Linked DNA regions of Homo sapiens: regions 1 and 2 are each linked to region 3. A link is a loop called in an ENCODE intact Hi-C map of the cell type or tissue named here. Cell type or tissue: MCF 10A. All regions are shown on one strand.

Region 1 (2,500 bases), 130 kb before region 3:
AGATGTGACCCTTCCCCCAAGTCTGAAATAAAGCTGTTCAGAGATTTAAAGTCTTTGAGAAAGTTGCATTTTTGCAGAAGAAACTGCAGAAGGGGCTGATTTTAAGTTCCTTTTGCCATATAAGGCTAATTTTATGGTTCCAGAGGGTAGAAGGTGAACATCTTTTCATGGGGGGATAGTAATTTACTCAGACTACCAAACCCCCTAATTGTCTGCCAGCTGCCTTCCTTAAAGAAGAATCCAAAGCCTCACGGCTGGGAGAAGGGAGAACAGGGAGCAGCCAGCAGCTTTATAAAGCAAGAGAGCTGAAGGGATCTGAGTCAGGGCCCTCTGGTCTGGGTGTTTCCTGGGCTGGAAGATTCTTCTCCTGCTGCTCTAATGTGGACCTCATAGTGTGGAGCTATTTGTTAGGGGCTCCTCTGATGTTGTGACCCAGAAGAAAGGAATTGCTATTTAATCAGAATCTATGAGAGACTGATAAAACAAATTAAATGTTTTAGACATTTTCTAAATTTCTCTATCCATTATAAGAGGAGAAGTATCAACAATTTGATGACACCTCCACTAATGAGGATTTGCCTATAGTCTTAGGTTGGGTTTCTAACGACAAGGATTCCCATGTGAGCACCATAATTACAAGCTGCAGGAAACCCTGAGACTGAAGGCAGAAAGTGAGGCAGGGAAGAGATGATGGACAGTGAAAGGCCTGTCAGCCAGCAGCTACCCATGAGGACCACAAGAGCTGAAGCCCACATGGAAACATAAGAGAATGCCTCTGGGCTATTCCACCTGAGAGGTGAGGGAGTTGGGGTATTTATACACGTCACCTGTTCTCACTGATTGAGGGCTGTTCTAGGTGATGCACATTTCAGGCCCTGAGATCTGCCACATGTGCAAGCAGAGCTGCTTCCCCAGCTTCAGAGACAGCAGGGAGGCACAGACATGGCCATGAGGGGTCAGCAGAAGTACAGTGAATGAAAAAGGCTGCGGGAAAAGTCAAAGAGGGCAACGTCCATAAAGAAAAGGTGTGGTTGTTAAATCTGGATCATCTGCATGTGCTAGTTCCCTCTGGAATAAGATGCTGGCTGTTCACTTGTAAGCAAATGCTACAGAATTCAGGCAGGCCCTCCAAGCAGAGCATCAGCAGCCCTGAACCTGGGCTTCCCAGAAATGTCTGAAGACCACACGATTGGCAATTACACCTTCTGTGGAAGATGCACTCTGGATTCTTGAGGAGATCCAAATAATCTTTCTCTTGTAGTATTTGCATCTTTGACTACTATGCCCCCAAGCCTTTTAAAAGCTGTTGTTTAGACTCTCATTCCCTATATTTAGAAAAATAATCCTACTTGGAATTTCAAGAGTGGCTTATTCTTTGAGATATTAATTACAACTGACACCATAACTCAGACTCCTCAGGTGTAATAATCACTTCTTAATGAAATCAGGAGAGACATTGCCATGTCTGTGCTACTGGGGATGAGGAGAAGGAAAGACTGTTAAGGTATACAGGAGACTTCATAGACCCTTCTACCAAAACTTTCCAATGACCTTCAAAGTTTGACTGCAATTTGAGAATTGCTCTCAGCAGATGAGGGCACCAGGAGGAGCAGCAGGGGCAGCCCAGCCTCACACATCTGCTTCCCTGTGTGGTTTATGTTATCACTTGCAACACAGTAGGAGGGTAACTGTAATGCTGTTGATAGTAATAAGTGGCCAAATCATCACGCTGCAGGCTGCAGGCTGCTGATGGTGAGAGTGAAATCTGTCCCAGATTGACTGCTACTGAACCAGGATGGGACCCCCGTCTGCAGTTTTGTTGCAGCATGAATTAGGAGAGTAGGGGCTTTCCCTGGTTTCTGCTGATACCAGACTAATTTATTACTAATGCTGTGACTCACCTGGCAAGTGATAGTGACTCTGTCTCCTACAGATGCAGACAGGGAGGATGGAGACTGGGTCATCTGGATATCACGTCTGGTACCTGAGGTTGGAAACATAAAAACAAACATCTACATAATCAATCATTTATAAGAAGCCCTCCCTGAAGAGCCAGGCTGTACTGAGCACACTGGCTGAGTAAATTCCTAGTGTTCTCCTTCCTTACCTGGCAGCCAGAGCCCCAGGAGCCCCAGGAGCTGAGTGGGGGCCCTCGCGTCCGTGCTGTGTCCTGACTGGGGCTGACTCCTGCACAGGGTGTGACCAGCCTATTAAGAAGTCTTCAGGGCAGGGGGCTGTGCTCTGGGAACATGCTAATCAGCAGGGAGTGGAGCAGGCTGGGCATAGCTGCAGGGCTGGCTCATCTCAGTAACTCAGCATAGGAACAATGTCCCTAGGGTCCCAGGTCAAACCAGGGCAGTACAGATATGTCTGTAAATAACGTGTTTCTTCCTGGGGACCACTTTGTCACAGAGCACATTTTTTGATACTTCTCAAAATTTGAAATACTGCTGAGTACCTGATGAAATAATATATTCCATTGGTGTATTGGGATTATTTA
Region 2 (2,500 bases), 280 kb before region 3:
TAAGGATGGCATTTCAACATCTTGGCCATGCTGGTCTGGTCTCCTGACTTCAGATGATCCACCTGCCTTGGTTTCCCAAAGTGCAGGGATTACAGGCGTTAGCCACCATGCCTGGCCCGCAAATGTATTCTTGCAGTTAATAATAACAATAACTTGTAATCTGTGGCTGTGTGCAATAAACTATTTTAAACTAATCTCATTTACTAAACATTTTCATGAGTCATGTGAACTTGATTGTCTATTTCTAGGATTTTTAGGAGTATGTAATTCACAATAATGCTCATTTATCTCTTAGCCAATTTGGATAGCACCCTTTTAAGTGATATTAAAAATTAACTTGGTACTAACATCCAGAGGTAGAAATATATCACACACAGTTCATCTATATGCTAAAAATATAGATAAAGGCAAGCAGATTTTATAGCCCTGACAAAATTTACCCATGAATAAAGCAATAGAGTAATATAAAACTCACTGGCTTATATCCATTTTATATTTTATCTAAATTGTGCTTCTAGCAAATGAGACAAGATTACCGATTCTATAGGAGACCTAATACCTAGCTGGAATTACAGGTGTGCACCACTATGCCAAGCTAAATTTTTGTATTCTTAGCAGAGACAGGGTTTCAGCATGTTGTCCAGGCTGGTCTTGAACTCCCGACTGCAAGTGATCCACCCACCTCAACCTCCCAAAGTGCTGGGATTACAGGCGTGAGCCACCATACCTAGCCCTAATAACCTGTTTTAGAGCTCACTCTAAAAATCACATTTGATTTTTTTGTTGTTTGATCTGTTTTGCTGGTGAGAGTCTCTTGAATTTTTCACTTCAGCCAATGTGTTTCTTAGTTCCAGGATTTTTTAAATTATTTCATTTTTAAAAATTTCTCTCAGAAGTTTATTAGTTCCTTTTCTGTCATTTTAGAGATCTGAATTTCCTGAAAACCGCCATTTTGAATTCTTGATTAGAGAACTCACTGATAGCCATCACATTATTTAGCACTGGTCAATGGTTTAGTGCTTTGTCCATTTGGGAAGATTATGATTCCTTGTTCGGTATTATTTCTAGTGGTTATACATCTATATCTTTTTATTGAAGGACTAGTTATTCAGTTCATTCTTTTCTCTGTATTATTTTGTGTTTTACTGAATATATTTGCGTTGAGGTTTTTTTAGACACACCTATGGTGGGTTTTTGTTTGCTTGCTTTCAGCTACGTCAGTTCCTTTGTTTTGACAGTAGATGGTGCCTTAAGCCAAGGTTTGCCTCAGCTCTAGCAAGCTTAGGATTGCTGCCAGTCCCCTATCAGAGAGATCCTGAAGGGGCTATGCTAACAGTGAGGGAAGGCTGGCTATAAGTTTGTGCCTAGGGAAATTATGAAATATACCTCCTACCTCATGGTACTGCTGCACAGGCACTCTGGTTTGGCATCTCCTATGGCTAAGATATCAAGGCTGGAGGTGGTAGTCCTGCCTTTCTGCCTTGTCCCTGGTTGTCCTCAGGAATTCTTCTTCTTTCAGGCATTCACAAGGCTTCCTGTGGGTTAAGACAGGAACAGGTTTCCTGCCAGGAAATCAAAAGTGGCTTGTGTTGTCCACTTCAACTTTATTTAATCCAGTGTAGTAAGCATGAGACAGAGGATTTTTTTTTTTTTTTACACTTCGTTGCCAGCAGACTAGGGGAAGAGTGTCATGAATATAAAAGCCAAACTTTCTTATCATCTGCCTGGTTTCTTCACTTCTCTGTCACCCTAGGAGCTGCCTCATCCTCATATTTGAGCTCTGAGTTATTGCTGGTGATAACCTATGCAATGTATATCGGTTTTTGGTTTCCTGTATGTGTTCTTGGGGGGAGGGGGAGCTAGGGTTGGTGGGGAAACATGCCAGCTTCCTTTACTATGTCATTTTTTTGTAAAAGTACTCTTCTCTAGTTTGCACTTTTTCTACTTCCTTGTGTGTGAATTGATAATTTTACATTTCTTCTTTATGTGTCTATGTTTGCAACTATATATTTCTCAGTATTGATTTTGCTGCATCCCAGAAGTTTCAATATGCTTTAATTTTCCATTTATCTGCAAGGATTCTTTAATTTCTTGCAGATTCTTCAATTAGCCATAGGTTGTTGAAGAGTGTATTGTTTAGTTTCCAAATATTATACATTTTTCAGTTTTTAGAAAATGGGGCTCAGGCGGTCACAGTGGCTCGTGCGTGTAATCCCAGCACTTTGGGAGGCTGAGGGGGATGGATCACTTGAGGTCAGGAGTTCAAGACCAGACTGATCAATATGGTGAAACTCCATCTCTACTAAAATTATAAAAATTAGCCAGGTGTGGTGGTGGGCACCTGTAGTCTCAGCTACTTGGGAGGCTGAGGCAGTAGAATCACTTGAACATGGAAGGCAGAGGTTGCAGTGAGCTGACATTGTGCCACTGCAGTCCAGCCTGCGTGACAGAGCAAAACTCCGTCTCAAAAAAAAAGAGGGGGGGCAGTCTCTAGTTTTAT
Region 3 (2,500 bases):
GGAAACCTCCTCGACACTCCGAAGTCCAGATCGCAGGCCCCACCTGGAATGCTCTCCTTGCAGCCTGTTCGAAGACTCATGAGACCGTGCTGCACACTGGACTTCAACCATGAGCTTCACCGTCTGTCTCTTCCTTCACTACCTTCGCTCTGCACTAGGCCATAAGCTCTGTAGGAGAAGGAACTCATCACAGTGCCTGCCCCAGACAGGTTGTTCATAAGCACGTATTGAAATATAGAATTCCCAGGCACCTCCAACAGAGAGACTGGACCTTGTGAGACCCAACAAGAAGCCAGTATTTCAGAACTGATGAAAAATAGCAAGGATCTAGATTAGGGGGTATAGTGGGAATGAAATGGGGGACTGGGTGATGCCCCATATTTGTCAACGACTCATAGTCTTTCTCCAGAGATGTCTTCCTCCCCTGTGTTCTTTGTCTCATCAGCTGCCACCAGCACTCACTCCAGCCACTAAAGCCAGAAAGTTGAAAGACCTCTGCCCTCATCCGGCCCAGCCCCCATCCAGCCAAAGACCTGTCATTTCAACCTCACGCCCACCCCGCTTTCCACTCCCACTGCTCCTGCCTTAGTTCAGACCACCACCGTCGCTCTCCTACCCAGTTCAAGCCAAGCTGACCTGGCCAGTGGCCTTCAGGCCTTCCCTTCTCCATCCTGCCATGTCCATCCTCCACAGGCAGAACAGGAAGCTGTCATGTAAAAGTGCAGGTCTGCTTTGGTCCTTCTCCTAAACCCTTCAGTGGCTTCCCGGTTCCCTTTGGGTCCTGGTACAGATTCCTTAGCATGGCCAGGGAGGACAGCCCTCCATGATCCTCCCCTCCCTGAGATGTTCCTCCTGCCCCAGCACCCTGTGTTTGAGCCCAAGCCCGCCCTGTGGTGTCACGGGAGGCCCAGCTCCTCTGCCTGGGGTGCCTTGCCTGGCCTAGGAACTGGGAAAACTTACCTGCTTCCAAGACTCAGCTCTAGCACCTCTTCCTGCTGGGTGTTTTCCGATGCCCCCCCTCTCGCCACCTCATGGGGACCCCACAGTCCCCTGAAGAGCCTTCTGCCCCAGTGCCTCACCCCACTCTTTAGACCTGTTTCTGTTTCCATGGCTGCCTTGCCTTCTTAGACCACGGGCTCCTGCAGAGCGGGACCCCATATCTCAGTCGGCTTTGCATTCCCAGTGCCTGGCCGAAACTGAGGCTGGAATGGTCTCCTATTCCATAAGCTCTCAATAACCCTTGAAAAATGACTGGAATCCTGGACAGCGCCAAGGCAGCAACTGGGATGGGAGAGTGATCTGCTGCCCTCTCCTGGCAATGTGAGGAATTGTCCTAAGCACAGACAACTCCCTCCCTGCCTTGCACAAGTGCAGGATGGGGGAAACTGGAAAAGGAGCTGATGGAGGATTGGGGAGGTGGATGCTGTCTAAGGAGACAAACTGAATTGAGGGGTTGCTGGGACTCGGCCGGCTCACATGCTATTCCCATGTCATGGGCCCAGGGGCCAAGTCAGTGCTTCCAAAGGAGGGTGCATCCTGAGAGAGGCTCTGGCTCCCCCAACAAAACCCTAAACTCTTGAAGGACATCTTCCTTCTCAGTATACCCTATTGCTGTGTTGTTGTAACTATCACTGTAACTTTTATTCACTTCAGTGGGCGATCACTGAGTTTTTCCTCCATTGTTGTAAAACATGTGTTTTGCTCTTGTGTGTAAAATGACTGTGAATTTAGCCACTGCCTTCTCCTGATTTTAACTCAGCTTTCTACTGCTAGGAGGTTATCTCTGTTCTGGGTTTCTCAGCTTTCTATCAAAACCCAAATACTGTCATTCCTCGGTATCCGTAGGGGATTGGTTCCAGGAACCTCCCTTGAAGATACCAACATTGCAGGTGCCCAAGCCCCTGATAGAGAACAGCGCAGCATTTGCAGACAACCTATGTACACACTGCATGCACTTTCAATCAGCTCTAGATTACTTCTGATACCTAATTCAATGTAAATGCTGTGTCAGTAGTTGTCTAGGGAATAATGACAAGAAGAAAATTTTGTACATGTTCAGTACGTAGGAAAAAGAAAGAGAGATCAGACTGTCACTGTGTCTATGTAGAAAGGGAAGACATAAGAGATTCCATTTTGAAAAAGACCTGTACTTTAAACAGTTGCTTTGCTGAGATGTTGTTAATTTGTAGCTTTGCCCCAGCCACTTTGCCTTAGCCACTTTGACCCAACCTGGAGCTCACAAAAATATGTGTTGTATAAAATCAAGGTTTAAGGGATCTAGGGCTGTGCAGGATATGCCTTGTTAACAAAATGTTTACAAGCAGTATACTTGGTAAAGGTCATCGCCATTCTCTAGTCTCAATAAAACAGGAGCACAGTGCACTGCGGAAAGCCGCAGGGACCTCTGCCCTTGAAAGTGGGGTATTGTCCAAGGTTTCTCCCCATGTGATAGTCTGAAATATGGCCTCGTGGGATGAGAAAGACCTGACTGTGCCCCAGC

What was found. Peaks named below come from ENCODE experiments on the same cell type or tissue, not always from the same donor. Only the 100,000 strongest peaks of a DNase experiment are listed, where the experiment ranks them.
Region 1: it touches region 3 in a loop (14-fold over the local background); 30 of 110 quality-filtered maps call a loop at or near these places.
Region 2: it touches region 3 in a loop (7-fold over the local background); 2 of 110 quality-filtered maps call a loop at or near these places.

Annotation. Positions count from the first base shown.
Region 1 is chr22:16,931,842-16,934,341 of GRCh38, forward strand. It overlaps the pseudogene IGKV1OR22-1. Among named protein-coding and RNA genes, the nearest start is that of GAB4, 75 kb to the right of the region's middle. RefSeq lists an enhancer at 1,111-2,310. In MCF 10A, a CTCF peak has its summit at 947 (motif pointing right); no DNase peak of the experiment used is centred here.
Region 2 is chr22:16,773,528-16,776,027 of GRCh38, forward strand. No RefSeq gene overlaps it. Among named protein-coding and RNA genes, the nearest start is that of LINC01665, 26 kb to the left of the region's middle. In MCF 10A, a CTCF peak has its summit at 1,227 (motif pointing right); a DNase peak (open chromatin) is centred at 1,274.
Region 3 is chr22:17,057,072-17,059,571 of GRCh38, forward strand. CECR7 (cat eye syndrome chromosome region, candidate 7) reads left to right here. Exons shown (of 4, transcript NR_152826.1): 4 at 446-2,500. Among named protein-coding and RNA genes, the nearest start is that of CECR7, 22 kb to the left of the region's middle. RefSeq lists an enhancer at 958-1,458. In MCF 10A, a CTCF peak has its summit at 1,304 (motif pointing left); a DNase peak (open chromatin) is centred at 1,290.